2 separate regions of the Homo sapiens genome follow, and region 2 is linked to region 1. The links are chromatin loops, found by intact Hi-C in ENCODE. Cell type or tissue: CD14-positive monocyte. All regions are shown on one strand. Links, peaks and the distances in the headings refer to the core of each region. The heading gives the core; the rest is flanking DNA.

What was found. Peaks named below come from ENCODE experiments on the same cell type or tissue, not always from the same donor. Only the 100,000 strongest peaks of a DNase experiment are listed, where the experiment ranks them.
Region 2: a loop joins it to region 1, with 2.3 times the contacts of the local background. A loop is called at or near these places in 34 of 110 quality-filtered maps.

Annotation. Positions count from the first base shown.
Region 1 is chr12:92,063,116-92,079,080 of GRCh38, forward strand. All of the region lies in intron 1 of LINC01619 (long intergenic non-protein coding RNA 1619), which reads right to left. Among named protein-coding and RNA genes, the nearest start is that of LINC01619, 72 kb to the right of the region's middle. RefSeq lists enhancers at 14,570-15,769, 15,118-15,412. In CD14-positive monocyte, for the core only: no CTCF peak of the experiment used is centred there; a DNase peak (open chromatin) is centred at 8,126; H3K4me3 peaks cover 2,833 bases; H3K27ac peaks cover 4,698 bases.
Region 2 is chr12:92,115,122-92,131,086 of GRCh38, forward strand. The region is part of intron 1 of LINC01619 (long intergenic non-protein coding RNA 1619); the gene reads right to left. Among named protein-coding and RNA genes, the nearest start is that of LINC01619, 20 kb to the right of the region's middle. In CD14-positive monocyte, for the core only: no CTCF peak of the experiment used is centred there; DNase peaks (open chromatin) are centred at 8,810, 9,230 and 9,710; H3K4me3 peaks cover 3,246 bases; H3K27ac peaks cover 3,892 bases.

The DNA.
Region 1 (15,965 bases), core at 3,629-11,628:
CATCTATCTTTTTGTTGCTCATATAAATTCCTAAGTTTGATACTAAGAAACACCTGCAGAAGGGTCTTTCAAGCACCTGCAAGTATATTAAAGAGGCAGATACAGGAACTGAGAGATAAAGGCAGTATGGTTGAGAGGAGATGGAAAACCAATCTAGAAACCAGGCAGTGGGAGGCTGTGTGGTTCCTTTTGTTAGGAAAACTTTTCAAAGGCAGAGTCCTTGAAGCTTTTGTGCATCAAAAGCATTTGAAATGCTTTCCTCGGGTGCACTTACATAGTATTGCTTCTGTGGCAAAGAAGGTATAGTCTTGTCAAAATGCTATTGATTTTTTCAGAAGGAATCTAGAGACTTCATTCACCAATGAAGCCCTGCAAACAAGCCCTAAAGCCCACTTTTTTTTCTATAAATTGGTCACCCACTCCAGAAAAGAACATGGCTAATTAACTAAAGGTTCACATTTATTCAATCTGTACTAGGTACTTTGATAGACCTTGTACATCTACCATTTCCTTAATCTTTAAAGAAAAAAAGCTTTTTAAGGTAGGAATTATAATAAAATTGACACTCAGAGAGGTTAAATATCTTGCACAAGACCACACAGTTAGAAATCGTTGGTGAGATTTGAACTGATTGTTTATTTATTCAACAAATATTTATTGAGTGACTACTATGGGCTGAGTCTGCCTGTTTCTAAAGCTAATGCTCTTTTCACTATCTAATTCTTCCTGGTAAAATAAATAACAGTATTCTCTGTCTGTTACAATGTTCTTTCAGAATGCAAAAGCAGTTTGGCCAGAACATGATATGCTCATGGCTCAGAAAAGATAATCGGGCAGATTGGCCTGGCCAGGCAAGTGTCCATATGTCTCAGCAGCACTCCACGTGTATCCATTCATCTCAAAGCTAGATTTTTAAAAAAGAATGGTCCACTATAGTCAGGAGTGCCATTCTCGGGAAAGTATGACTATCTGTGTTTGATTACTTCTAAAACTTTATAACGAGGATACACTTCAGAACATCTATTTACTAGAAAGTTGAAAAGAGGTGAAGATCAGTACACGCGACTCACTAAAAAAGGAAATTATAATTTTAGTGCCTTACTTTTATATAGGCAATAGTTCTTTCCAGTGTACTATTTACAACATAAATGATGAGATTTTAGCCCCATACCATTCTGTATGATCAGGAAGGGAATGGTTATTATGTCCATTTCTCACAAGAGGAAACTGAGGTTCAAGTTGTCAAAGTCATTGGTACTTTCCAAATGTCCAAGTTCACATCATTATTTAATGGCAGAACCAGGATTTATCTTAGGATCTTTCTGCTCTTTCCAATGTACAATCTTCATTGGTCAGAATGAGCTAGGTTGTATTAGATTGTATTGCAGTAATAAATGGCCTTCAGATCTCAGGAGCTCACTATAATAAAGATTGATTTCTTGTTCATGTTCCTTGTCTGCTGTGGGTTTGGTCTGCTTTGTGTTTACTCCAGGACTTAGCGGACAGAACAGCCTCTATCTGGATCATTGCCAGTAATGTGGCAGTGTGAAAAGTGCAATTGATGGACCTCACACTGGCTTCTAGGGCTTCTGATAGAAAGTGGCTTTCACCCTTATTTCATTGGCCAAAGCAAGTCACAGCATTGCCCACATGCAATATGGCAGGTGTGTATCATCCTTTCACAGGGAGGGGCCCCAAATAGGCATAAAATTATTTCAGTTATATCAGGGTAGTAATGTATAAAGTGGTTGTCAGCCTCCCTTCCTTGTAGCATAAAGTTATTCTTTAATAAATGCGGTACTGACTAAGAATTATTTTAGGTATAATGAGCCAAGCAGTCCACTTAAATCATGTAAAAATTAAATAATTCAATAAATTTAATATTTAAAAACCAACAATTCTCAACTATCACTGTTGAGCACTAAACCCTCTGCATTTGCGAAGAGAGCAACTTTCACTCTGGGAATAAACTTTCCGTTTCTGGCAAGAGAATTGGATAGCAACATTGAAGTTCTACTGTGAATGGGCGTCAGGGTGTCATATTTGAATGTGTAATGAGTAAACATTGGCAGAAACCCCCTTTGCCACGTGACTTCAAAACAAACACCAGTCAGTAGGGAACTACCAGCTGTGCCCAGTAGAAAAAAATGCGCTCATATATTTTTCTTCCATGAGCAAAAAAATCCCCGCCGAGATCACCTCCCCTCAGAATGTAGGGCACGAATGTGTTCTCACATGAGTTCAAGAACAAAACCCCACCTCTGGAAAGTCCTCCTGGCAAAGTCATTTAAACAAATTGCAGAGGAAGACAGAAGTAGGACATGAAACAGAGTTCAGGCATTCACAGAATCTTGCATTCCCTTAAATCAATTCTCAGCTAAAGGAAAAAAAAATACAGCAGAGTTGGGGAGTGGGAGCATTTAGCAAGAGTTTAAAGTAGCTGATTTCTAATGTTGACTACATTATAATGTCCCTTACAATCCTAAGATTCTATGACTCCATAAGTTTATGTGATGACAAAAAGTTTCTGCTTTTTCAAGTACAGAAAAAAAAAGAGAAGAGGCTATGTTTTATGTAATAATAAAATTTAACAGAGAACTGCACCCTCCCACCTCCAAAAAAAATGTCCTGGTGACTATAAAGTTGTCTTGGGCTAGGCAATCTGCATATAGAATTCTGTTCCTTAAAAATTTTTTGGCACTGAGTCAGAACTTGATTTGTAGAAATGACACCTCCCCAATACTTCTTTTAGAGCAGTGAGGGGGAGGTAGAATGAACTGAGTTAGAACTTTACCTTAGACTTTTTGTAAAGGTCACCAAAGGGAAAATCCATAAAGAGTCATTGCCCTTTAGTCACTTACACGTATGAAATGTGTTGTCCTAGGATGAAAGAGAATCATTACTGTACATCACATTTCGGATTAAATAATTGTTGTGTCTTGCTTTTTTTTCATGACTTTAAATAGAATTCAGGTTGAAATGAACCTGGATTAATAGGAGATGTTTCTAAATATGTCAGTTGTGCTTTTTTGATATGCATGGATGTCATTCTACTATTTTGTTGGCATAATTGCTAGCAAATCCCCATAACTGATATTCAAATTTTAGTATAGATGTAAGTAAAAGTGTGTCCAGTTATCAAAATATAGATATAAGTAAAATTGTGTCTTAGTTATCAAAATACCAAATTTCATTTGAGCAAAAGAAATGAGGGGAGAGAAGATGGATATATTAACTTCTCTGATAAGCAACATACTACCCTGCTGCTTTCTCTAGCTACTTACTACAGAAAGAGTGCATGGTCATGAGATGCATGGAGTCTCTAGTATCTAACTGAACACAAAGAAACTTCTCTAATGGCTAGTCATGTTAAGTGATACAAGAGATGCATCCACTGGAAAAGACTGTGGCTCACTTTGAGGATGAGTATAATGTCACAGGATCAAAATATTTGAAAGAGAGAATTTGGAAGCTAAGGTTAATTTAGAATCTATAATTGCTCAGAGTTTTCTTCCCCTCCACAACCAATTCAAGTCTCTCTTAGACTCCTGAATCAAATAGCTGGTGGAGCCCATAAGTAGTAGCAGAAGTCAGTGAAACTAAATAGAGGATCAATAATTGTATATACACACATATATATATGAATGTATGTATACACACATACATGTATGTATATGGAAGTGTATACATAGATATATATCTATACATTTTTTTTCTTTTTGAGACAGAGTGTCATTCTGTTGTCCCAGCCGAGTGCAGTGGCACAATCTCGGCTCAATGCAACCTTTGCTTCCTGGGTTCAAGCGATTCTCATGCTTCAGCCTCTCAAATAGCTGTGATTACAGTCATGTGCCACCATGTTCAGCTAATTTTTGTATTTTTAGTAGAGACGGGGTTTCACCGTGTTGGCCAGGCTGGTCTTGAACTCTTGGCCTCAAGTGATCCACCCGCCTTAGCCTCCCAGAGTGCTGGGATTACAGGTATGAGCCGCCATGCCATGCCCGGACTATATGTATGTATTGAAGATAAACACATACATATATGGAGATTATAGATACACATATGTATATCATATATATCCATACATCCATACATATGGTGTGTGTGTGTATATATATATATGTTTACTATATGCGTGCACACACACACACCCCCCATATATATATTTCCATAGGTATGGTGTGTATATCTCTATATGTATATACCAGATATATATATATAAAAATATATATGTATATACCTTACACATGTAGAGATATACATGTATCATATGTGTATCCATATATATGGTATATATTTAATCTATGTGTGTATCTATAATCTCCATATATGTATATGTTTATTCTCTATATATGTATAATATACACATGTATACATTTCCACACACATACATATATGCATATATACATATATTGATATATGTATGTGCATATACAATTATTGATCCTCTATTTAGTTTCACTGACTTCTACTACTACTTATGGGCTCCACCAGACATTTGATTCAGGAGTCTGAGAGAATTGAATCTGTTGCGGAGGGGAAGAAAGCTACGTGCAATTATAGATTCCAAATTAATCTTAGCTTCCAAATTCTCTCTTTCAAATATTTTGTTCCTGTGACACCATACTCAACACCTTCTTCTCAAACTGAACCAGACTCTTTTCCAATGAAAGTATATTCCATATCCATAATACATGGATATACATATACACACATATGGATATATCCATGTACATATATGGAAATATACATGCATATATGAATACATATATACATACATATTTATATATGTATTTGATTGATTATGGCACAACTAGCTACTCAACTGATTTTTTTAACAAACCCCAATGTTATGCCATTTACAAAAAGAAATGCCTTCTGGATTAAAGACAACTGTAAAAAATAAATACTTCAAGAAAATCTAGCATATCATATATACATATATGTACAATCTATTATGTGGAAGGAGGCTTTCTTGTCAAAATGGAGAAGATATAAAAGAAAAGAGAGACTTACTTGATCATATAAGAATTTAAAACATTTTGTTAAAAGAAAGATTCCACAACAAGGTCAGTAGACTAATGATAGGTTTGGAAATATTTGTGGCATCAGCAACAGTTGGGTTTTTTGTGTTTTTTTGTTTTGTTTTGCAAATTGACAAAAGCAAAGACAATGAATAACGGAAAAAAAGGATAAAGAATTCAAATAGGATATTTACATAGGGGCAATGACCAACAAGCAAATGAAAATATTCTCACATTAAATCATAGTCGGGGAAATGTAAATTAAAGTTACAATGATATATATATTTTTATGTCCATCAGACTGGCAAAAATTGAAATGATCAATAACCTCTATTAGTGGTAGGTATATGGAAAAATGGATGTTCATACATGCTGAGAAAAATTTAACTGTAAAAACTGTTTTGGAAAGCCATTTCGCAGCAGACATAAAAAAACTGAAGATACATGCACCATTTAACCCTGCAATCTCTCTCCTTGGCAACTCTCCCAGACCAATATTACATAGAGCATGTGTAAAAGGGCACCTAATGTCAGTGTTTATAATAGCAAGAAAAGGAGAAGGGACAGGGATCAAAGTAAATGCCAGTCAATAGGGAATGTCTGAATAGGTAACAGCTCATCCACACCATGGATTATTAGGCAGCAGTTCCAAGGAGTTAGACTCATTAGAGCTAAATTTCTACTTATAAGAGATTTCTGTACAGTTATGCTTTACATGAAAAAAGAGATGTAGAAAGTATATATTATGCAATGCTCATAAAACAAACAATAACAAAACTTCCCTTATACATGTGTGTAAGTGTAAAAAGTGTATATATGATATGAGCAAGGGGAAAAATGTAAAAGTACATATCAAGTCACAAACGAGTTACATGGCAGAGAGGGGTGTAAAGGAGGAAAGAAAGGGAAGTAGAAGCTAAGCAAAAGTTTTAATATACTTCTCTAAATAATATATAATTATATGTGTGAGATAACATATATGCATTTATGCAAAAACTATATATATGCTTGTCTATATGAGAAATTAGAAAAAGATTGAAAAGCTAGTCTAAAAGCATGCTCAAACCATGACATAAAAATTAATAAAAAATATCTAACATTTACAGAGCCCTTTCTATTGGCAGACACTGTTCTAAACAGGTACCAACTCAATCCTCACAACAACCCTACGATGGGAATATTAATATCTTTGTTTGCAACAGAGGAGAGTCCAACTTACTTCTCTACAACTTTAGAATAGAACATTTAGTTTCAATTGCAAAACTGAAATTAAGTCAATCATCTTATTTGTTTCTTCAGTAATTTTGGCTTGTTTTCTTGGATGTCTGGATTTAGAAGACAGACTCTAACAGGATATCGTAAATAAAGAATTTAACAGGATACCATAAATATATCTACTCAACTAGCCAAGGTTGGTGAAAGTCATCTAAATCAAGGGCAACTGTCTTCACAAGTAGCCTCTTCCATCCCTCATTTGTTCAACCAGGAATCATGGAACACCTTCTGCACAATTCTGGGCCCAGGGGATTTGTTGGTGGCTATGACAGCCTCTGAATATTTGATGGCTTGGAAGGCTAATAACTCATGTTGCCCTAGCACATTTTTACCTCTTATTCTGAAACTAGGTGAGAAAAATTACTGGCTTTTTTGACAAAATGATGGGGCAGAATTCTAATCCTTTCTGGGAAAGAGACAGCTTCCAAGAACATGGCAGCTCTACCTAATCCAAACTCATGCATGGAAAATAACAGTGAAAGAGCCACAAAAGCAGCCCTCGATAGCTGCCTATGACTGGCACATAGCAAATAATTTCTTCATCACTAGCATTTTAGAGAGAAGTTAGGGGTTGCTAGTTTTTCCTTCTATTTGCATATCTAATTTAAGTATTCTTTGATCTTCCACCTTTATGAAGAGATGCCAAGCACCAGATCATCAACAATAGAATGCTTGATGCTCAAACACCATGACTCCCCACTCCATTTCTCTCCATTCTCTTCCGAAATCCACTTTGTGAGAACCCCTACTAAGGTCACAGTGTTAAAACAGAGATTGTGATCCGGGTAAGGCTACAGAAAGTCACTAATGAATTTATTGAGCAAGAGATGCCACTGAGAAAACCCAGGGCACTGGTCTACCGCTCTGAGTTTGGACCCTGATGAAGTCCCGAATCTGTAAATACACAAATTAAGAAAGCACTTCGATGTCTTGCAGCTCTGAGTGTCCAAGAGCCAAGATGTTCAATTGCACATGTGTGTTTTTGCAGGCTTCTGGCTTTTCCTTCTCTCTCTTAATCTGGCTGCCTCTCACGCCACCTCTGGCAAGGTACACTCTGGGGAGGCCAGAACAAAGTTTCCATCCAGTCATTCCCTTCGGTTAATTATTAGCAGCTCTGGTAAAAGTTGTTAGTGGGGCCGTTGGAAACAACAAACTGAAAATATGTTTTTAGTTTAACCATAAAGTTCATTTGTTTGGGGATTTCAGGAATCCTGTCCTGAAAGGATTCCTGTCCTGCCCAAGATAACAGTGGGCAGAGGTGAGATGGTGAACTAAGAAATGATAGATAATCTTTTCTCTGTAACTAATTAGCTAGGTGACCCTGGTCAAAGGAGGGAAGGTAACTCACAATATGACAAGTTGGGAACTCTGTGTTCTCTCACTTAATCCTCATAAAAACATATAACCTATGTATTTTTATCTCCATTATACAAAGAGACTTAAATCCAAAACTCTCTAAACTTTGCATTAAACCGGCTTCATGCCATTTAATTTACCCAAGTTCCTGTGTTCTTACCTAAGAAAACAAGGAGTTGGAATTAGTTGCTCTCTAAAAGGTCTTTCTAACTCTATAAGACTATGAATCATTTGACCTAGCAGGAAATAAACAATATTTCTCTAATAATTTCCGCAAAGTTTTTCTCTTCTTGGCCTTTATTTCCCCGTAAATTTGGGGGGCAAGTAGATAAAATTGTATTCTTCACATAAACATGATAAAATAGCTGTTCGCTCATTAGTTGTCTAATGACAACCCCTGAGGCTATTGCTTCACTCTTGTTTATATTGCTCAGTTCCGTCAGTTTAGAAGACATTAAAAAGCAGAACTGAGTTGGCTGTTTTACGTTAGTGGTGAACTTTGTGCCTCAACTGTGTTGCAACCCCACAGTTTACTCAACTCCACCTGGCAATTCAGCTGTTTGAGATAAAGTAGATTTTCTCCTGGGGAAACCAGTAGCAATTTATCTTGTTCTTGCTCTACTGCTGGCATACAGGAGGTTGGGCATTTAATAGACAGTCATCTGCCAGTAGGAGGTAATAATTGTTTTTTAGATTAAAAACAAATGAAATATGAAGGGAGTTACTGCCATATAGGAGGAATTGGAGCCAATGCTCAAGTAGTCTTGTCTAGAGCCAATGTAAGAACTTCTGTTGGAAAACTACACTTTTATGTATATGTATGAGTTTCTGCATGTGCATGCATATGAGTGCTTTAGCGTCTTGTAGATGTGTGCATGACAGCGGGTAGGGAAACTCTGGAAAAATAGCCAGTGAAGACCCAAAGCAACTCTTATTTTCTACACTCACAAGTACTATAAGAGTTGGATCGGCCGGGCGCGGTGGCTCACGCCTGTAATCCCAGCACTTTGGGAGGCCGAGGCGGGCGGATCACGAGGTCAGGAGATCGAGACCATCCCGGCTAAAACGGTGAAACCCCGTCTCTACTAAAAATACAAAAAATTAGCCGGGCGTAGTGGCGGGCGCCTGTAGTCCCAGCTACTTGGGAGGCTGAGGCAGGAGAATGGCGTGAACCCGGGAGGCGGAGCTTGCAGTGAGCCGAGATCCCGCCACTGCACTTCAGCCTGGGCGACAGAGCGAGACTCCGTCTCAAAAAAAAAAAAAAAAAAAAAAAAAAAGAGTTGGATCAATTTCTTGTGCTTAAAATTGGGTTTTATTTTGTTTATCTTTTCCACATCCCATATGTAGCCATTTTCTAGGAAAAAATTACACTGATAGCAACAAAATAATTTTTCAAAATGTATATAAGAAACAGTGCAATGTAAGACATGTAGAAGAGAGCCAGAATATGCCTTGGTGGATTGATGAGAATGCTAAGCAACGAAAGACATTCATGCTGCAATCTATACAACTAAGCAGCCTGAAACCTCCTCCATTATTCAAGTTTGAATTCAGAAAGAAGACAATGGCCTTATTCAGCTCCAGTCAATCCTAGTGTTATGCATTGAATTATTTCCCCCTAAAAGTTGTTGACATGCTAACTCCCAATACCTGCAAATGTAACTTTACTTGAAAATAGGGTCTTTGCTAATGATCAGGTTAACATGGGGTCATTAAGGAGTGCCCTAATCCAATAGGACTGTGGACTGTGTCCTTATTAAAAGGGGGAAATTTGCACACAGAAGAAGATACACACACACAGGGAGAATGTGATGTGGATATCAATGCAGAAATTGGGGTGACGCATCTAAAGCCAAAGAATCCCGAAGATCGACAGAAAATCCCCAGGAGCTAGGAAAGAGACATGAAACAGATTCTCCCTTACAGGCTTCAGAAGGAACCAAATCTGCCAGCACCTTGCTCTTGGACTTCTAGCCACCGGAACTGTAAGTCAATACATTTCTGTTGTTTAAGCCACCCAGTTTGTAGCACAGATGCCCCTCAACTTAGGATGGGGTTATGTCACAATATTTTCAAATTATAAAGGATTTATCCAGATGTAGATACTTAATGTGTCACTTTTGCACCATCATAAAGTTGAAAAATTGCAAGTGGAACCATAATATGTTGGGAATTGTATTAATCCGTTTTCACACTGCTGATGAAGACATGCCCGAGACTAGGTAATTTATAAAGTAAAAGAAACTTAATGGACTTATAGTTCCACGTGGCTGGGGAGGCCTCACAATCATGGCGGATGGTGAAATGCACGTTTTACATGGAGGCAGCAAGACAGAATCAGAACCAAGTGAAAGGGGTTTTCCCTTATAAAACCATGAGATCTTGTGAGACTCATTCACTACCATGAGAACAATATGAGGGAAACTGCCCCCATGATTCAATTATCTCCCACCAGGTCCCTCCTACAACACGTGGGGATTATGGAAGCCACAAATCAAGATGAGATTTGGGTGGGTGGAGACACAGCCAAACTATGTCAAGAACCATATGTACTTTGTTACAGCAGCCCTAGGAAACTAATACACTTAGGTTTTCTCCCAGCCAGTTTCTACAACCACGAGTCTTTCCTTTCTCATCTTTATTGGCACAGTGTCTCTAGAGAAGAGAGAAATATTTAAGAAGAGTTGGATTTTTCCTCCACTTTCTTTTCCTTCAGTCTTGTCTTCTCTAATTTCCAAAGAGACTCTTTTTTTTTTTTTACTTTTATTTTAGGTTCAGTGGTACGTAATTGTGTATCACGGGGATTTGGTGAACAGTTTATTTCATCACCCAGGTAATAAGCATAGTACCCAATAAGCAGTTTTCTGGATCCTCACCCTTCTCCCACCCCCCCACCCTCAAGTAGGTCCCAGTGGCTGTTGCTCCATTCTTTGTGTCCAAATGTACTCAGTGTTTAGGTCCCACTTATAAGTGAGAACATGTAATATTTCGCTTTCTGTTCCTGCATTAATTCACTTAGGATAATGGCCTCCAACTCTGTCTGTGTTGCTGCAAGAGACATGATCTCACTTTTTTTTTTTTTTTTGTGAGACAGAGTCTCGCTCTGTCACCCAGGCTGGAGTGCCATGGCATGATCTCAGCTTACTGCAACCCCTGCCTCCCAGGCTCAAGCAATTCTCCTGCCTCAGTCTCCCAAGTAGCTGGGACTACAGGCACCCACCACCATGCTCAGCTAATTTTTATATTTTTTAGTAGAGATGGGGTTTCGCCATGTTGGCCAGGCTGGTCTTGAACTCCTGGCTTCAGGTGATCTGCCTGCCTCAGCCTCCCAAAATGCTGGGATTACAGGCATGAGCCACCATGCCTGGCCTTAAAATAAAAGTCCCCACTAACTCATTCTATGAGGCCAGCATTATTCTGATACCAAAACCTGACAGAGACACAACACGAAAGAGATATGTTTATAAGAAACTCCTCATATTAAAAAAAAAAGTGGCTGCCGGGTGCAGTGGCTCACGCCTGTAATCCCAGCGCTTGGGAGGTCGAGGTGGACAGATCATGAGGTCAGGAGATCACGACAATCCTGGCTAACGTGGTGAAACCCCATCTCTACTAAAAATACAAAAAAAAAAAAATAGCTGGGCGTGGTGGCAGGTGCCTGTGGTCCCAGCTACTCGGGAGGCCGAGGCAGGAGAATGGCATGAACTAGGGAGGCAGAGCTTGCAGTAAGCTGAGATTGCACCACTGCACTCCAGCCGGGATGACACAGTGAGACTCTGTCTCAAAAAAAAAAAAAAAAAAAAAAAATTAAGTGGCTAATTCTACCCAAAGGCCAAATAGAAAAGAAAAGAAAAAAAGGGCAGCTATTGAATTGATCTCGGAACTTATCTCCCCAAAACGTTTGAGCTGAGAACTCTTGGGCCTGGATGGCCCAACAGTAGTTGAAGAAGAGAACAGAAAAACAATTTGCCTCTAGAGAGTCCTTCAGTTCAGGTGTGATATCAAATAATCTAATTGGATTCAGATATTCTGCTTGCAATACATGCTTTAAGATAGCTGCAGTGTTTTTAAGCAGCTGATTGGGCCATATATTTAGATAGGTTTGGTTTTCCAGTTTTGCTACTGTTGTGTCTTCTTAGAGAATTATGGATGAATCCTGATACTTAGAATTAGGTTGGAGTTAGCTGTTGTGTAAAGGAGTAGCTGAAAGGACTGACATAGAGAAGATGCTTTCTCGTATTAATTTAGGAAGGAAGGTGGGTTCAAACAGCTGAGAGGTGAACAGATGGCAGTGCATGCCGGGAGTTCCTGGCAAAAAATCAGTCACTAGAAGGGGAGGTTGAATGGAATGCTTTTGTGTCCAGGTTGCAGGAGAAACAGGAAGCTGAGACTAGATTTGGCAGCTTCTAATACAAAATTTATTAAAGTGAATTGAATTTTATTGTAAACAAATGACAATTTATTTTTCATATCTCTGCTCAATTTCCTCAGATACTTTTCTTGTGAGAGTTGAGCCTCTTAAATCACTATTCTCAGAGAATAGAAAATTCAAATATGACAACGGGGTTTAAACTGTCCATATCATTAAGCTTTGAAAAGATGGCAGGAATCTAAGAAAAAGATCCAAATATTGAGAAGACGTATTCCTTTCTTTCCATGATAAAAATCACAGAAAAAAAAATACTGCATAGGCATAGAGTTAATAAAAGATTAGGATCTTGATCTTTCAATGAGAAAACCTGAGCTTCTGGACAGTTCTAGGAAAAGCCACTGGAAGCTGTTGTCTTTGTAATGAAGGGTTCTTCTGCCAGATAACATGTGCTGTTGAAAGGCAAGTCTTTGCTGCATGACTGGTCACTCTAAGCATGCCTCTGACAAGGACACTTTAGAGGTAGCCACTGTTTCTGAACCAAGCCAGTTTCAAATACTCTTCCTTGCTCAGCAATGGACTATACTTCTTTTTTCACTTTGAGGCCTGTCCCCAAAAGCTGTCTAATAAGCCTTATAGCAGATACCAAAGGCAATTCAAATTCACTTTGAATCATGCTTCAGGAATCAGCTGCCGCAGACAGTGGTGCAACGACACATGCAAATTTCAAATAGCTAAGATACTTTACTGAGGCTTTAAAACATCAGCTCTATTTTCAAGTCAAAGATAAATGTGTCTACTGCTTTTCTCTGGGGTCATCACGTTGCTGCACTCAAGGGGAAACTTCCACCAGGTCTGTCCACTCCATATTTTTCATCCTTCTCCCTATTCAGCAGGATGCCTGGCAGGTTACTGGAACTGTGCTGGATATCAAAGATATAATTTCTGGGGGCACAAGAAGGTCTTTTTAGTCCTTCTAGAATAACATGGAAAGAAAATTCAACAAGTTATATGATGAAGTGTGATAACTATTTTGATAGAGGAAGTAGAATGCTGTGGGAATAGAGAAAAGAATTTCTAATCTAGACAAGAAAAAAAAAAAAAACAGAGAATTCTTCCAAATGAGCAGAAGAGAGCCAGGGAAGGAAGAAAGGGGCATGTGCAATTAGTCAACAAAATCACAGCCCATAACCTAACTCTGATTGGTTCACAAATCAGCCAACTGCTTCTATTAACTTCTTCCCCCAGATATCCACTTGGTTCACTCCTTAATTTCACTTGGGTCTTTACTCAGATGTCACCTTTTTACTGAGGTCTTTCCTCACCACCCTATTTAAATTACACTACACCTCCAACACTACCAATTTCTCTCCCCAACATTCACCTAACTACATATTTTGACTGTTGTTTATTTTTTGTCTATTTTCTTTCATACAAATAGATGCTCCCTTAGAACAATTTTTTTCTGTTATTTTCACTGCTATATCTTAAGCATCTAAGACAGTATTTGCAACATAACAGGCTCTTCGTAAATACATTTGGGCAGTCCATAAATACTTGCTGCCACTAGCTGATGAAGGATCCAAAATGAATTTGTGGGACAGGGTATGCTAATGTTGATGATCTCCACCCAAATCTTCTGATAGTTACCAGTCTTGATTTCAGTAAGCAAGACTTGGCAGCAGGAAATAATAATAATGTTTAATGTTTATTGAGTGATCGTGGTATGCTAGACCCTGTTAATAATCAAATACATCACTTCACAGTTTCCTCAAAATAACTTTGGGAGGTAGGGACTATTATTATCTTCATTTTACAGATAAGGAAATGGAGACACAGAATGCTAACCAACTTGCTCAAGGCCTCACACACAGACATTTAGTCACACCTCTGATAAGTCAGGAGCCAGGATTTGAGCCCCAATAATGGATCCAGAAGACTAACAATCTCCAGAAACGGAACCCATTCTGTACTCTGACAACACCGGACACTGATGTGAAAGATTAAATCTATGCTGGTAAGAAGAACTACAAGAGCTTTGATTCAACATTTTATGCAGGCCTAGATAATTATTTGTTGTAGGGAGACTGTTCTGTGTGCTATCACATGGTTAATGGTGTCTCTCTGGTCTCTACTCACTAGATGTCTCATATCCCAAGTTGTGACAATCATAGGTGTCTTCAGACATTACCAATGTCTTCTTGGGGGAAGGAGACAGAGGAGCAAAATCACTCCCAGTTGAGAATCAGTGACTTAATGTACTACAATAAAACTCATTATTCCACAGTGTAGCACTTTTTTCAAAGCCCAGTGAAATTATGGTATCATTTCTCAAAGTTATTTACAGAAGTTCCTCAAATACTTTTATTCAGCATTTCCATGGGGACTTGTTTGCAGCTACCCCTAAAGATGAGATTGTTCTAGAAGTGGGTAGAGACTGAGAGGGGAGGTAAAATAGCAAAAATGACAAAAGAAGACATGAGGTGTTTAATCACCCTCTTTTTCTTAGGTCAGGGCTATGCTGCCTAGGGCCCTTGTGTTTCCCTAGATTTGAAACATCAACAGACTGCAGGGCCCTCTGGGCATATCACAGCTTCTGCCATGGCTCCTAGAAGCCTTTGAAGCTGACAAAAAAAGGATGGAAGCCACTCTCATCTGCACATGCTATTTTTGCATATGATGCTCCCTCTGCCTGGAACACTTCACTTCCACCTTCCCTTCATCACTTTCAGTGGTAACCCCCAGGCCTATTTCCTTGGTAAACGTTACCTTCAGAAATAATCATGTTTGTTCATTGACTTATCTGCTGAATGTCTGACTTCTTCACCACTCCCCAGTTATCGCTAGAACGGAAGCTCAATGGAGCAGTGACCCATAACTCTATTTCTAATTCCTAGAGAAAAACATGACTGATGCATAATATATGTTCAATAAATATGTGTTGAATTAATTCACTAATCCTAGACCCTACCTTATACTATTTAAGCTTTTTACATGTCTCTCTCTGAACCACAGACAAACCATTCATGAAATGATCTTTATGGGGAAGGCATGACAAGAGTCAAAAGGAAGAGTCTTAAGAGATGAGTCGCTGAACATCATACTATTGTAAGCCTGAAGGGGTGGTTTGGTTTAGGCAGCCCAGTAACCCTGGAAAAGACTTGCAGACAAACTGTTGTCTGTGTACCAAGATCTTCCTATCCTAGTGTGGGAACATTAGTCTCTATGTGACTCAGCAACTTTTTGCTCCTACTGTGCACTCCACCCTTGTTATTCCTTCTTGTGAAGATATCTTGGGACTTTGCCCAACTGACTCCGTGCTCACACTTCATTGTTTTGTCCTCTCTTCTTTCTCATTCAGGAGCTCTCTTGGGAATAGAAGATTTCATGTGGGATGAAGAGAAACACAAATGTAATAGAAAAACAAAACTGGGAAAGGAAAAAAATGTTTTTGAGTGAAACTATGAAGTGACTATAGGTTGATTCATCAGTAGAAACATATGGAAACACTTATCTCAAAATTCAGTAGTTATGAAACTTGAAACCCGCTTCAATATTTTATTCAGAGTTATGTATTTGACCTTCAGGAATTCCATGTTAAGTTTCTGCTCAAAGACCAAGGAAACATCTAATTGATTGATCAAAAGGTTCATAATTAGATCCATTTTTTTCCTGAATCCATATTGGAGAAACAAGAAATAGATGACCTAAAAAAAATCCTTGAGTGGATGTCTCACCAGCCAGGAAAATTCCAAATAAAGTTTGCTTTGTGTCCAAGGGCTGAAATGAGGTGACTGTAATAGAAGTGATAGCAGGGAGCAGGTTGCTATTCTGACCTTGGTCTGCTCAGACTGCTGTAAGCATGGCCATCATTATACAGAAGGTCCAGTCACATCACGTGGGCAGAAACTAGACATTAACTTCAAGTTTTCTTTCCAGTT
Region 2 (15,965 bases), core at 3,816-11,815, 52 kb after region 1:
TGAAATAATAGAGAGAAATCAAGTCACAACACACAAACCATGCCTGGACTAGATCTGTCCTAGAACTTTATAAAAGCAAACATATCTCACTTCATTTTTTAAACCCTTGTGCATTATTTGCAACCCAAATTATCCTAATGGATACACCAGCTTATTACTATATTCAAGAAACATGCCTAAAACCAAATGACAAAGGAAGTTTTAAAATAAAGGCACATGGAAAATTACACCACGTAAATATATGCAAACAGAAAGCAGAAATGTCAAAATCAAAATCAGATAAGAATTCAAGATCAATATCATTAAGCAGGAAAAAGAGGCATATTATGAAATCTAAAAATATAATTCATGAATTCTTGTAGACCAAAATCTACAGCAGTAAAATACATGAAACAAAACTGTAACAAAGACACGTATAACCTTTAAAAAAATCACAGTCATGATGGGGAATTTTATATCAGAATTTAAGTTTTTTAATTTGTCTTAATTATTGTTTTATTAAAACTTAATTCCTTTTATGGAGACGGGGTCTCACTATGTTGCCCAAGCTGGTCTTAAACTCCTGAGCTCAAGCAGTCCTCTCCTCTTGGCCTCCCAAAGTGCTAGGATTATAAGTGTGAGTCATTGCACCCAGCCTGGGAATTTTATATCACAATTTAGTAAGTCAAATAGATAAAAATAAATAAGGATATAGAGAACATAAGTAATACAATGTAAAGAAAAAGGGAAAAAATTCTACTTTTCCTCATCAAATTTCCACCCACTGCCTCTTTCTCATATGAACATGATGTTTCTCCTATCATTAAAAAAATGAAAAACTCTCCTAACTCCATCTCATTTTCAGCTACCATCTATTTCTTTTTATCTCTTTAGAGCAGAATTGTCCACACTCCCTACCCCAAATTCTTTCATTCTCACATGAACTAACTCCAAGCAGGCTTCTTCTGCCATCATTGGCAGAAACTGCTCTTGTCTCTATCACTAACGACCGTATGTTGCTACACCTGAGCACTTCTCCAGCCTTACCCTACTTGACCTATTAGCATCACTTAATACATTCATTGATCATCCCTCCTCTTGGAAACCCTTTCCCCACTTGACTTGCAGCATATACTTTGTTCAGGGATATATCCAAGATCCCTGTGACCTAAAATTTTCATAGTTTGAGAGTGGAAAGCACATCTTAAGGAACATATAAAACTATGTTTTTAAAACTAGGCTGAAAAATGTGTAATGAGTATTTATTTAGAATGACAAAAGACATCTCAAAAATTATAAATTTTAAAAAGTTGGCAAAATCACAAACATCACAAAATCAAAAGAAGCATTGCTGTTAGGCATTAATTCAGTGCCTAACATACCTTATTTAGTGCATTTTTTGACTACATCTTTGATTGTCTGTTTAACAACCATTTTGTTATATAAGTTTCTACAGAGACAAAAGGAATGTACGTCAGTCTGTCCTTTAGTATGATTGATGAAAATTTGCTATTCCTGCTGCTTGAAGTGCTAGTTCCTCAATCTTAACTAAAAAGTCAATTTCTCAGACAGAGCTTCTCTGACCCAACCTAAATTTGAAATCACCTATCAGTATTTTCTATTCTACCTCTCAGTATTCTCACTTGCTGTTCCATCTGCCTGCAATTCCCTTTCTCTAGACACCTTCACAACTCATTTTCTTACTTCCTTTAGGTCTTTACCCAAATGTCCGTAAGACCTTCCCTGACGATCTCATTTAAAATTACAACTAATCACCTCTCCCCCTACAGTATTACAACACTCCCATCTTCCTGCCTGCTTAATTTTTCTCCATAGTATTTGTCACCAGACAACATTCCATTTTCGAAGATTTATTTTTTTATTTATTGCATTACTATAAAGAAATGAAGATTAATTTTTGTTTGTTTATTGTCTATACACTTCCATGAAAATGTAAGCTCCATAAAAGAATAAGGCAAACTTAGTTGCCTGTTTTGTTTACTTCTGTATCCTCTGCACTGAGAACAGTGCTTTGAACATTGTAGGCCCTCAACAACTTGTATTGAATTAATAAATTTTTGTTTTATGCCCACCTTAATAAATTTTTAAAAGTAGAGATATTAATTAGCCTTTATCTAGTAAAACGAGGTAAGAAAATGACCAAAAAAGTTAAATACTTGAATATTGAGAACTAGTCTTCTAAAAACCTAGTTTATCTTAAGATAAAATCAAAACTGAGATTACAAATTATCTAGAAAATCTTCATATAAAGACTAATAAAATAGAATTTTTAAGTTGTATAAGAAAAAAGATAGATTTAAATGTTATTAAAAATGTTTAATTTATGAAGTATATAACTTAGGATACTTAAAAATAACCATAATAACTGAAAAAAGTTAAGTTATTAGAAGAAAATTAATAAAGGCTGAAATTAATGAAGCAGCAAACAAAAATAATAGCAATGTTAAATAAGTAAAGCTTAGATCCCTGAACTAAAAACAATGAAATAAAACTCTAGACATATTGATTTTTAGAATATGAAAAAATAGAGATGGAGAGAAAGAAAAAATAATTACAACGTTGAAATTGGAAAAAGAAATATAACTACAGATACAGAATATATTAAAATAATTATAAAATAATTTCTGAGGAAAATTAAGTGCAAATTAATATCAATACATTTGTAAGTCTAAAGGAATTGGATTATTTTTTAGAAAGTATTAATAATCAAAGTTGACCTTAGAATACAAAGAAAACATGAAGAAACCAAAGAAGAAGTTGGAGCATCATGAAAGCCATAGACCAAGAAAGGATCTAGACCCAGAAAGTTTCATTGCAGAATTCAATTTAACCTTCAAAATAGCAAATAAAAGTTCAGGGAGTATTTCCCTCTATCTCAGCTCTCACCATACAACTTAAGAGCTGAATATATTCTGAAAATTTTAACGGATCCTTTGGTTTCTGAACTCTTGCTACTCACCACCCAAACCTCAAAAAATCAAATATGACCAGATACTGTATTGTGCTACCTATCTGAACTTTTTCTTTCTGAACTCCAGCACCAATTAAATTTGAATATTAAGAAAATATTTGTAATTCCTATTTTATCCATTTTATTCAAAATACACTGGATTCCCAAAGGTGATTAAAAACTATTAAGATGATCTAGTAAGTTAACACAAGAATATCCAAACTTACTAATTTTAAAAAACACAAAAAAGAAAAATAATTTACTTACAAATATAAGTGCTAATGTTCTAAATAAAATATCAACATATTGAATACATACAGGCATGAAAAGAGTAACATAACATGGTCAAGTAGAAATGTTTCAGAAAACTATAATTATTATAGTAAATTTTTTAAAAATATATCTTTCGATGCCAGAATATAGATATATTTTAAGTAAATATGTCACCAAAAATTCCAAATAAACACTCGGAATAAAATAAAAAATATTATCACATCATTTATCTAAATAATCTTATTTCTGGTTTTATTCTGACACTTTTTTAAAGAAATCTAAATACTAGGGGTCTCCAAAAAGTTCACGGAAAATGCAGATTATGAAAAAAACCCATGCATGAATTTCAAAATTTTGTTGCACCAAAATAAACTTGTACTAACTTGTTCTAAGATGTAAGGACAACATCAGTTTGAAAAAAGCCCCTATAAGAGTAACATGAATTCTGCTAAAATTGAAGTAAGAACAAACATCAAATTTATGGTGAAGCTTGGGTAGAAGAGTGGTGAAATCACTGATGCTTTACAAAAAGCTTATGGAAACAATGCCCCAAAGAAATCAGCAGTTTACAGATGGATAATTCATTTTAAGAAGGCATGAGGCCAAGCATGATGGTGTGTGCCTGTAGTCCCACCTACTAAAGAGGCTGAGGTGGGAGGATGGGTTGACCCAGAAGTTCAAGTGCAACCTGGGCAATACTGTGAAACTCTGTCTCTAAAAAAAAAAGGAGATGAGACAATGTTGACAATGAAACCCACAGCAGCAGACTATCCACATCAATTTGCCAGACAAAATTCATCTTGTTCATGCCCTAATTGAAGAGAACTAACGATTAACAGCAGAAAAAATACCCTACACTATTGACATCTCAGTTGGTTCAGCTTACAAAATTTTGACTGAAAACTTGAAGTTGAGCAACTTTCCATTCCATGGGTGCCAAAACCTTTGCACCCAGATCAGCTACAGACAAAAGCAGAGTTTTCAATGGAAATTTTGAACACGTGGGATAAAGATTTTAAAGAATTTCTTCAAAGAATTGTAACAGGAGAGAAAACATTGCTCTACCAGTATGATCCTGAAGACAAAGCACAATCAAAGTAATGGCTACCAGGAAGTGGAAGTGGTCCAGTGAAAGTCAATGTGGAACAGTCAAAAGCAAAGGTCATGGCAACAATTTTTTTGGATGCTCAAGTCATTTTGCTTCATTTTCTGGAAGGCCAAAGAACAACAATATCTGCTTATTTTGAGAGTGTTTTGAGAAAGTTAGCCAGAGCTTTAGCAGAAAAACATCCAGGAAATCTTCACCAGAGAGTTCCTCTCCACCATGACAGAGTTCCTGCTTGTTTGTGTCATCAAACATGGGCAATTTTGTGAGTTTCAATGAGAAATCATTAGGCATCCACCTTACAGTCCTGATTTGGCTCCATTCGTTTGACTTCATTTTGCTTCCTAATCTTGAAAAATCTGTAAAGGGCACCCATTTATCTTCAGTTAACAACGTAAAAAAAGACTTCATTCACATGATTAAATTCCCAGGACCCTCAGTTCTCTATGAGTGGACTCATCATTTACAAAATTGTCTTGAGTTTGATGGAGCTTATGTTAAGAAGTAAAGTCTATGTTTTTTTTACTTTTATCTTTTAACTCCATTTTTCAAAAACACTTTGAAGTCTCCTCATATATTAAGTAACTTTTAATAAAAACAGCAACAAACATGTTATAAATGGTAAAATTTTAAAGCCAATGCCACTAAAATCAGAATCAAATCACAAATTCTTCTTACCACAATTTTTTTTTCAAAATTATTTTGGAGGATATGAATAATGCAATACGGTAAGAAAACTAAATAAACATTTTTACATAAAAAGATAAATTATGTTTATTTGTAGGTTTTAGACTGTGTGCTTAGAAAACCCAGGAGATGCAACTACAAAACTATTAAGACTAATAGGAAAACCTGGCAAAGTATCGATATGTGAGAAAAATATAGACAAACTAATCACTTTCTTTATATTAATATTATAGATTTAGAAAAAGACATATGCAATTATCTTATTTACGATAGGGATATACTGTAAAAAGTATCTAGAATATATTTAACAAGAAAAACCTACAAAAAATATGTTTTATGTAATTAAGATATGAATGAATGTAAACCTATACAGTTTTCCTAAATGAAATGACTTGGTATTATTAAAATGTTAATCCTACCAAGTAATAACATAAGTTAATACAACTACAATTAGAATTTCAAAAGCTTTTTGTTAAACATTGTCATAAAAATTAAATATGTTATAATATAAAAATTTAAGATATAATAGAAGAAAATTTTTCTGAATAAAGGAAGTCCTGAATATAAATTTTGAAAATGCCCACTAAGCCCCAGGAATAATTTAGTAGAGCTCACAATGTCATTTGCAAAGTATGAGAAATCCTGCTCTCCCACATCCTCACCAGCACAAAACAAAGAGACATAAATAATAATACCATGAACATCCATGTTCCCACTACCTTACCTTAAAATAATAAAACATAACCAATGAAGTTGAAGTTCACTGTGTACACATTTTAGATTCCATTCTCCAACCTCCTGAAATAGCCACTTTCCTGAATTTGGAGTTTATTATTCTCAACCATTGCTTTATAGTCTCATGTTATACACATATAAATGTTTAAATGTTTTCAAACTTTACATAAAGGATAAAAACTTGCATTCCTTCTTCTGCTATTTGTTTTGTTTTGTTTTGGATAACAGTATATTTATAAAATATTGATGCATTATTTAGCTCCAGCTCATTTTAGTTTTTCATCTCCCAGTACACAAATCATTCCCAACTTGTCTCTCCACATCTGAGTTCCTAGTTAATTTCTTCCATTGCCTTGTATTTTTCCACTGCCTTCTCTGTGGTTTCTTCTCATGCCTACCCTCTTTACCTCTGATTTGTTTTCAGTGTTGATTCTGGTCCTTCTAAAGCAGTTCAAAACTGTTTATATTTTCCCCTTCCATTTCTTAAGCATGCCAGCTCTCCTTTCCATTCACCATGGCTTTAATTCCTTTGAGAGGACAAAGGAAATTTAGTCTATTATTTTTATTTCCTTAAGTAATTCTCTTCTGAATATGTATTATTTGTCTTTCTTTTACACATCATTTTTTTCATTATATTTTTCTTTATGAATTTCAGGGAAGTCCCATTTTTCCTACTTCTTATTCATCTTTTATTAGACACAGTTTCATCTGGTGCTGATATTTGCCCAACAGCATTGGTGGATTACCATCATATCTGTTCAATGTTTACCTGATCCCCTTAAATTACTGTTCCTTACAACTTACGCTGGAAAGCTGGACACTTAGTGGTTGCAATATTTTTTTCAGTAATTCGGGTAACTAAGGACAGAAGAGAAGGTAGAGATAGGTGGTGAGTAGCTAAAGTTCAGGTATGGTTATGTTACCTACAGGCACTTTCCCAATTAATTTATGGATTCTCACTCCTGCCAATTCCATGAGGAAATTGTAGTCTTTCTCCTCCTCAAGGTGACAAGTTAACTCTATAGAAAGCCAGGGCAGTGTGAGGGCTCTTGGCTCAAAGACCTTTTGTTAGTAGTTATTAGAGTTCTTACTTATCTCTGTTTGGTCAGCTTTTCTCAGGAGATATTTGACTCCTAGGTACTCCTAGCCCTACCCCTCTCCCAACCCAGTTTCCTTGTAGGCTGCTCTCTTTTTGAGAGCAAGGCAAATAAAAATGTGCCTGATTAGGTCTCTCTTCCCCTGCACCTCCCTTACTTTTGGGTATGCAAGTGTACTCAGAGTAAAGATATGGCCCTCCAGTCTAATGTCTCTGAGAGTTCTTGAATAGGCCTTAAAATACTATAATTTATTTCCTAGTAACTTCATCATTTGAAACGAGGCTAGATCTATGTGAACTCTCTGTCTTTGCTGAAATGATCATTGTTTAACTGACAGATGTTCCTCTTAATATGTAGTATGAGACTGTGGCTGTTCCCTAGTTGATGAAGCATCACTATAAACATGGAATTTTCATAGACAGTAGGGGAATTGTGTGTTCTAATATGTATATGATTCATTTAGAGATCTTGTTTAAATTACAGGGGCAGGGCCTGAGAGTATGCATTCCTAATAAGCTCCCAGATTATGCCAATGCTACTGGCTGCAAACCACACATTAGTCAGGGCTCTCCAGAAAAACAGAACCAATAGAATATATATATATATATATATATATATATATAGAGAGAGAGAGAGAGAGAGAGAGAGAGAGAGAGAGAGATTACATATAGATATAATGTACACACAATCTCTCTCACTATATATAGAGACAGAGAGAGAGATTTTTTGTTGTTGTTGTTGTTGTTTTTGTTTGTTTGTTCGTTTTTTTTAGTAGAGTGGGGATTATATTTCACTATGTTGCCCAGGCTGGTTGCAAACTTCTGGCCTCTCCTGCCTTGGCCTCCCAAAGTGTGTGAGCCACTGCACCCAGCCCATATATGTATAAAGAGAATTGTTATAAAGAATTAGATCACCTAATGATGGAGGCTGAGAGAAGTCCCATGATCCAGTCCACAAGCTAGAGACCCAGAAAAGCTGGGGGTACAGTTTGAAGGCCTGAAAGGTGGAGAGGCAATGGTGTAGATTCCAGTCCGAGTGTAAAAGCATGAGAAACAGGAGCACCAAGGACAGGAGAAGATGGGTCCCAGCTCAGTCAGGCAGATCTAGAATTCAACTTTCCTCTGCCTTTTTGTTCTATTCAGGCCTCAACAGATTGGATGAGGGCCGGAAGAACAACGTGAGGTCTCCCCACACTGAGGAGGGCCATCTGCTTTACTCAGTCCACCAATTCAAATGTTAATCTCTTGCAGAAACAGCCTCACAGACACACCCAGAAATAATGTTTAACTAAATATCTGGGCATCCCATGGCCCAGTTCAGGTTGACAAAATTAACTACTATAGGTTATCTTCATGCAGCATCCAAAGGATGAAAGGGCTGAATAGCCTGGGCAAAAAATTAAAAATAATTAATAGCTAATATTTATTAAAATGTTGACTACATCCCAGCCACAGCACTAAGTGCTCTCTGTGGATTATCTCATTTAATTCTCACAATGGTCCTGTAAGGTACATTACAGTCATGCATCACTTAATGACAGGAATACATTCTGAGAAATTTATCAGTAGGAGATTTCTTGTTATGTGAACATCATAGAGTGTGCTTACACAAACCTAGATGGTATAGCCTACTACACTACACACCTAGGCTACATGGTATAGCCTAGTGTTGCAAGACTACACACCTGTACAGCAGCTTACTGTATTGAATACTGTAGGCGATTGTCACACAATGGTAAGCATGTGCATCTGAACATATAGAAATATAGAAAAGGTATAGTAAAATACAGTATTATAATCTTCTTGGACAACCGTTGTATACACAGTTCATTGTTGGCCAAAACATCATTATGCAGCACATGACTGTATTTTCATTTTATAGAGGAAGAAATTGAGGCACAGGGAGATTGGGTAACCTGAGATTAAACATTTAGCAAGTGACAGAATTGAGCAATCAAACTTCAGAACCTCAACTTGAAACATCATTTCCTGATGCAAACATGAGGACATATTGCTCTACCATACAGAAAGCAGCAGGGCAGCTGCCATGCTTGTATAACAACTATTTTTTTTTTTTTTTTTGCTTATTGAAACTGAAGGGATGTTGGGAAAGACAGACTGGGAGCTTTCTCTAAATTTTAATACAGCATCAGTGCTTCCTATAATGTCCAGGTTAGGAGAGAAGCAAATGGAGCTTTACTAAGGAAGAGAAAGTGATCAATACCAGTGAGAAAGGTGAAAAAAAAAAAAACAAACAAAAACGAAAAAAAAACCTAAGCAAATTCAGTGAGAAAAGAAAAAGCAGAACTTAGAGTCCTTACCCTTCAATTTAAGGAAGGAGAGTTATTGCCTAGCAGAATCTTGAAATAAAATTTCCTTAGAAAGCCCCAGAAAGTTTTGTGTGTATTGCAAGTCCAAAGGATAAGGAGAACTTCTATATGCTTTCTTCTTATTTCCACTGGGCAAAGTACTGCTCTATCAAGACTCAGCCTGCCATGAGGCTTTCCAATCAACTCTCAACCACCACAACAGTTAGGGCTTTTTCCTCTATGTTGCAAAGCACTTTCTGCATAACTCAGAATGCAAAATGTACTCATTCATTTGTTTATTTACATTTTTTCCTCACTAGACTGATTTTTTTTTTTTTTTTTTAGGACAAGGCCTTACTTACACACATAACTTGTACTCTAGGTAAACTGGAATACTCTATTCACTAAACAGCCTTAGCTTTACAGTCTTGACATCATTGCCTTTTCACTATTGGCATCCCTCAGCTCGTCATGAGTTCTACTAAATGCCACTTTTACTACGAAGCCTTCCCCGGCTTCCTTCCCTAAACTCATTTCACCGTACCTATATCATAACATAAAACACTGCCTTGTTATGCTTTGTAAATCTCTTTTCTGCATTAGATTATAGACTCCTATGACTAAGTCGTCATAACCTTTGAATTCTCATTAGGGCTTACTTAGCTGAATCATGCACAATGGCAGACATTCATAAAATCAGATATTGATTGCCTATTTAAAAAGAAAGGAAAGGGGTCAGGCGTGGTGGTTCACACCTATAATCTCAGCAATTTGGGAAGCCATGGCAGGAGGATTGCTTGAGTTCAGGAGTTCAAGGACAGCCTGGGCAACTGTCTCTACCAAAAATACATAAAATTAGCTGGGGCATGGTGGTGACACCTGTAGTCCCAGCTATTCAAGAGGCTGAGGCTGGAGGAATGCTTGAGCCTGGGAGGCAGAGATTGCAGTGAGTGAAAATCGTGCCACCGCACTCCAGCCTGGGAGACAGAGTGAGACTCCATCTCCAAAAGAAAAAGAAGGAAGAAATAAAAAGGGAATTAAAACAAATTTAAAAAAAAAAGGAAAAGAGGTTTAGTTACAATGAATGTTCCTGGACTGGCTAACATAGGCTCACAATAGCTTAAAATAAAGTTTAAAAACCTCACAGGCTCCTTTAAAGAGATCCTCCAGATCCTTTCATTTATAGAATCTTTCCATGTCCAGGCTTCTTTTTCTATTGAACACATCCCTCAACAAGGAGCCATTTTTTCCCATGTTCTTCAGAAAGTTACCATGTACATGTTTTGGGTATAAGAGAGAAGACACAGGAGCCACATTTACCTTCAAACTAAAATCAAAATTAAAACAACCAGATTGAAAAAAAGAAGAAATTCAAAATTCAGAAAGGAATCTTAGAGACAAAAACGTATTAAATTCAATTTTGTTTGAGAGGAAGCTCAGACTTTGCTCATTGTTGAGGTGCCATACCTAGAGACTGAGTAAATGCAGTGCTGATGATAGAGAATTACTGATTTATTCTCAAGCGCATTGTGTGGGCCAGGAGCATCTTAGAGAAGGACAGGAAAAATGTGCTTATTTGCACTCTTCCATTACAGAATAAGGAGAGATCTTTTGCAATTGCCTTCTTTTCTTTCAACTCCAAATGTAAGTGCTTTAATTTTCTACATATTCTCTATTTCTTTCTTGAGGCAACATGATTGGGAAGGGGTGCTGTGTGTCATGTAGAACCAAGAAACCCATTACAAATAAAGAGGAAAGTGTGGATTCTATTAAAAAAACAAAAACAAAGAATCATAGTAATTGTGGGCAAGACAAATTTATTTCTTCAGCCTTTGAAATAACGTCAGCAAGAACCGACTAGTGGCTGAGTAGACAAAGTAAACATAAAATTGTATTAAAAGTAAGGTTCTCGGCCGGGTGCGGTGCGTCATGCCTGTAATCCCAGCACTTTGGGAGACTGAGGCGGGCGGATCACAAGGTCAGGGGATCGAGACCATCCTGGCTAACACAGTGAAACCCCGTCTCTACTAAAAATACAAAAAAATTAGCTAGGCGTGGTGGTGGGCACCTGTAGTCTCAGCTACTCGGGAGGCTGAGGCAGGAGAATGGCATGAACCCGGGAGGCAGAGCTTGCAGTGAGCCAAGATTGCCCCACTGCACTCCAGCCTGGGCGACAGAGCGAGACTCTGTCTCAAAAAAAAAAAAAAAGTAAGGTTCTCAGTGCTCTGTTTACATCTCCTTTTTACTTACAATGGTTTATTCCATTTGTTGTCTTTGGTTTTTTTTTGTTTTTTTTTTTTTGTCATGAAGACAACACAGAAATCCAGATCTTAGGCTAGGGTCTGAGAACCCATCTTAACATCAAAATAAAACACAACAAAAACCAAGAATACTTCTAACAACTTGAAATATTTAATGGAGTACATACTCAGAAATAAAGTCTCCCTTCTGCCAGTTTGGAAAACTGGCACAGACAGGCAAAATGAATTCACAACTTGCAGCCAGTTTGTTCTTTTTTTTTTTTTATACTAGACATCAAGATTTGTTTTTTAAATAATAGAAGGATGTTTTGATTATCACTGTGGGACAAAAAGCCTTTAATTTTTTTATTTCAATCAATCAAGTTCTTCCAGCCTAGACCCATTTATTCTTCTTCATACTCAACTTCCTAAATTTATGTTAGGAAAAAGAATTTTACCTTACCTCAGGCAACAGGACTTACAATGGAGAAAACACCAAACAAAATGCCATTCGCTCCCACCCCCCAAATCATCTTGTATTTATAGCCAAAGTTTTATATCGTGTGTATTCATTTTCCATTTCCCTCACTAAGTTGTCCCTGTTGAGAAGTTCTTAGCACCTGGCCCCTAAGAAATAACTGTTTCACATTTAGCATCTTTTAACTAGTAATCACTACTCTCAGAGAAAAGCCCTGCAGCCTCCAAAGTAACCAGCTCTCTAGTTCCCTGAGATCAGAGGAAAAGGGCTTTTTTTTTTTTTTTTTTTGGAGAGGGGGTCTCGCTCTGTCACCCAGGCTGGAGTGCAATGGTGCGATCTCAGCTCACTGCAAACTCCATCTCCCGGGTTCACACCATTCTCCTGCCTCAGCCTCCCGAGTAGCTGGGACTACAGACATCTGCCACAGCACCCAACTAATTTTTTTTTTTTTTTGTATTTTTAGTAGAGATGGGGTTTCACCATGTTAGGAGGGTCTCGATCTCCTGACCTCGTGATCCGCCCGCCTCGGCCTCCCAAAGTGCTGGGATTACAGGCGTGAGCCACCACGCCCGGCTTGGAAAGGGCTTTTGAGACACACACACACACACACACACACACACACACACACACACACACGGTACAGAGAGCGCTGGGGAGAAGAGGAGGGAGGATGGAAGGAGAGGAGCAGAGGAATAGTGAGGAAAATAATACTATTTTTCCTTTCCTTAGTTGGAATAGTGAGGAAAATAATACTATTTTTCCTTAGTTAACAAAGTGGATTTAAGGCCAGACATGGTGGCTCACACCTGTAATCCCAGCACTTTGAGAGGCCAAGGCGGGTGGACCACTTGAGGCGAGGAGTTTGAGACCAGCCTGGCCAACATGGCGAAAACCCATCTCTACTAAAAATACAAAAATTAGCCAGGGGTGGCGGTGCACGCCTGTAATCCCAGCTACTTGGGAGGCTGAGGCAAGAGAATTGCTGGAATCCAGGAGGCGGAAGTTGCAGTGAGCTGAGATTATGTCACTGCCCTCCAGGTTGGGCTATTGAGCAAGATCCTGTCTCAAAAAAAAATAAAAATAAAAAAGTGGAGTTAAGAGGGCAATGAGGAGACATCTAAAAAGAAAATCAGAACCAACTTCAATACTCAAGACAGATATAAACCACAGATATAAAAGAAGCCTATGTGTAACTGACAGGGTATTGTGTGCATCCTACAACTATCACAAAGTTTCACGGCTACTCCTGGAGACGGACATACTTGCACGTGTTCAAGACCACAGTACCATGATGGTCACAGCAGCCAACACTTACTAAGGGCCTCGTCCTACATCTATTACCCCATTCAGGATTCCAAATACCCTCTGAGGTGGATATCCTTATCCAAAGCCCTTAGGGCCAGTTGTATTTCTGGAATTGAGCATTTTTTGGATTTTAGAAAGACAATATGGAGCATGTTCCTATAGCATAAATCATCTCCCATGGGAGCTGGAATTCAAATGCATTAATCTTCCTGCAGTAAAATGTGTGGATAGACATTAAAGTAGGTTGAAGACCACATTAAATAGGGTCACATTGGGGGACCTCAAGTTTTACTGCCAAAAATGTTTTTGCAACCCTAGATTTTTTAAAATCTCTTTTCAGAGTTTGAAATCTGGAGTTGAAGAATGAATATATTATGACTCCATTTTAAAGGCAAAGGAACTGGGAGTCAAAATGGATGAAGTGCTTTGCCTCTTGGCACTACTGCCAGTGTTTGAACTGGGATCCAACCAGGAAATGTTTGATTCCAGAACCTGTGCCTAGATCTCCTGGCCCTCTGGCTCTCTCTCTCGGTGTCTAAGCAAATGCAGGGTTCTTTTCCCTAGTCTTTCTGCCTATCCTGAAGACTTCATCTGTCTTCTCTGTTCTTCATTATTTTATCTTTCTCTGCAACCTTACCCACAAAAAAAGGACTGCAGAAAGAAAGAAAAAACACTGTTTTTCCTTCCCTAATAGCAGAGAGAGGCAACATCCGCTTTGGTCTACTGAGACACAAAGAGAAGGGAAGGGAAAGGAGGGGAGGAGAGAGAAGACTGCATGGAGGGAGGGGGAAGGGAGAAGGAAGGGGCGATGGGATAAAAAGGAGAGGGGAAGTTGGGAGGGTAAGGAACAAAGGACCTGAGCCTGGATCCACAAATCACCAAAGCATTAAAAAATCCTAACAATTTGGCTGGGCGTGGTGGCTCGCACCTGTAATCTTAGCACTTTGGGAGGCAGAGGTAGGTGGATCACAAGGTCAGAAGATGAAGACCATCCTGGCTAACACGGTGAAACCCCGTCTCTACTAAAAATACAAAAAATTAGCTGGGTGTGGTGGCACACGCCTGTAGTCCCAGTCACTCGGGAGGCTGAAGCAGAAGAATTGCTTGAACCCAGGAGTTGGAAGTTGCAGTGAGCTGAGATCGCGCCACTGCACTCCAGCCTGGCGATAGAGTGAGACCCTGTCTCAAAAAAAAAAATCCTAACAATTCAAGACATCGATGTTGTTTCAGTGTAAGTCTCTGTTGTCATCTCACACCTTCCCCAGAGATGGCTTCTTTAAGTGAATGTTTGCAGTAGAAAGATGAGACGAAGCTTCACATCTACATAGTAGGCAAAAAGGACAGTCCAAGGAGGCTGATAAAATGGTCACCAAACTGACCTAATCCAGCAGCTGCTGGATTGGGTCCAAGGCCAGAGGTCAGAAGAGAGGATGTGCCACCTGGGAAGGTGCAAAAACTTGAGAAAGACATTGGACTTTATCAGGCCAGAAAAATGGGGGTTGATCAATGCATCTCTGGAGGTACAGGGTGACCCTGGTTGAAATGGAGGTAACCTTTTGCATGCATACGTATAGAGCTCTCAGCACTCTTACCTTTACCCTCCCATATTCTAATGTGCTTTCCCCAGGGAAGAAAATGAGTAGCCGCAATGAGTATACCTGGAATTACATGTAACCCTGAAATGTCCATGGGACTATGTGGTTTGTGACTGTTTGTACAATGCCTATCAAATCAAGAAAAAGGCTGAGACTCATCGTTTGTGTTTTTCATTTGAAATCCTAATGGTTAAACTTGAACCTGGTGGTCAAACTAACACCCCAAAATATCAACCCCACATAAATCAGAGACCTGCAAGGGCACAGTAGATTCTGTATCTTCCGGCCTTCAAATCGGGGCAGCTTGTCTGATCATGAGTGCTCTACAGTATTACATTAACAGATGGGTATTTGATCTAGGTCTAAGGTCAAAGGTGGGATTTTAACATCACCCCTTCTTTCTGTAACCTGAGTCTCAACTTGCTATAATACTTCATCCTTTTTAAATGATGTGGCATGCGGCACTTTACCACCAATGCACAGCTGAGGCCTTGTCAATCTGCCTCCCTTGTATATTTCATGTTCCCAACATGAAGAGAGCACTCAATGCCAGTGAGAGCCCCTGCACACAGTAGGCACTCCCTAAATGTTGGTGATTTGAGAAGCTTATGAAAACTCTACCCTCTTGGTTCATAAATTTTGTAGGTGCTTTAGTTTAAATTAAAAATAAAAAAAGGCTTTGCATGTCATGAACACAAGGGCATTCTTTTCTGGTGCACTGATAGATGGTAGTAAAAGAAGTATTTTTTTTCTCTTTGTAACTTTATAAAAATCAGTGGCCAGACATCAAAATAAACCATATCTTTTAAAAAACTAACCTAGGCCAGGTGTAGTGGCTCACGCCTGCAATCCTAGCACTTTGGGAGGCTGAGGCAGGCAGATTGCTTGAGCCCATGAGTTTGAGACCAGTCTGGGCAACATGGCAAAACCCTGTCTGTACTAAAAATACAAAAACTGAGGTGGGAGGATCACCTGAGCCTAGGGAGGTCGAGACTGCAGTGAGCTGTGATTGCATTACTGCACTCGAGCCTGGGCGACAAAGTGAGACTCCATCTCAAGTAAAATAAAATAAACAGCCAACCTTGCACTGTGAGTCTTGCAAGAAGAAAAAATTTAAAAACTGAAAAAAAAAAAAACAACCAACGACATGAAAAAAAAACTATTCGGCACATTACTTTCTCTACACTAATTT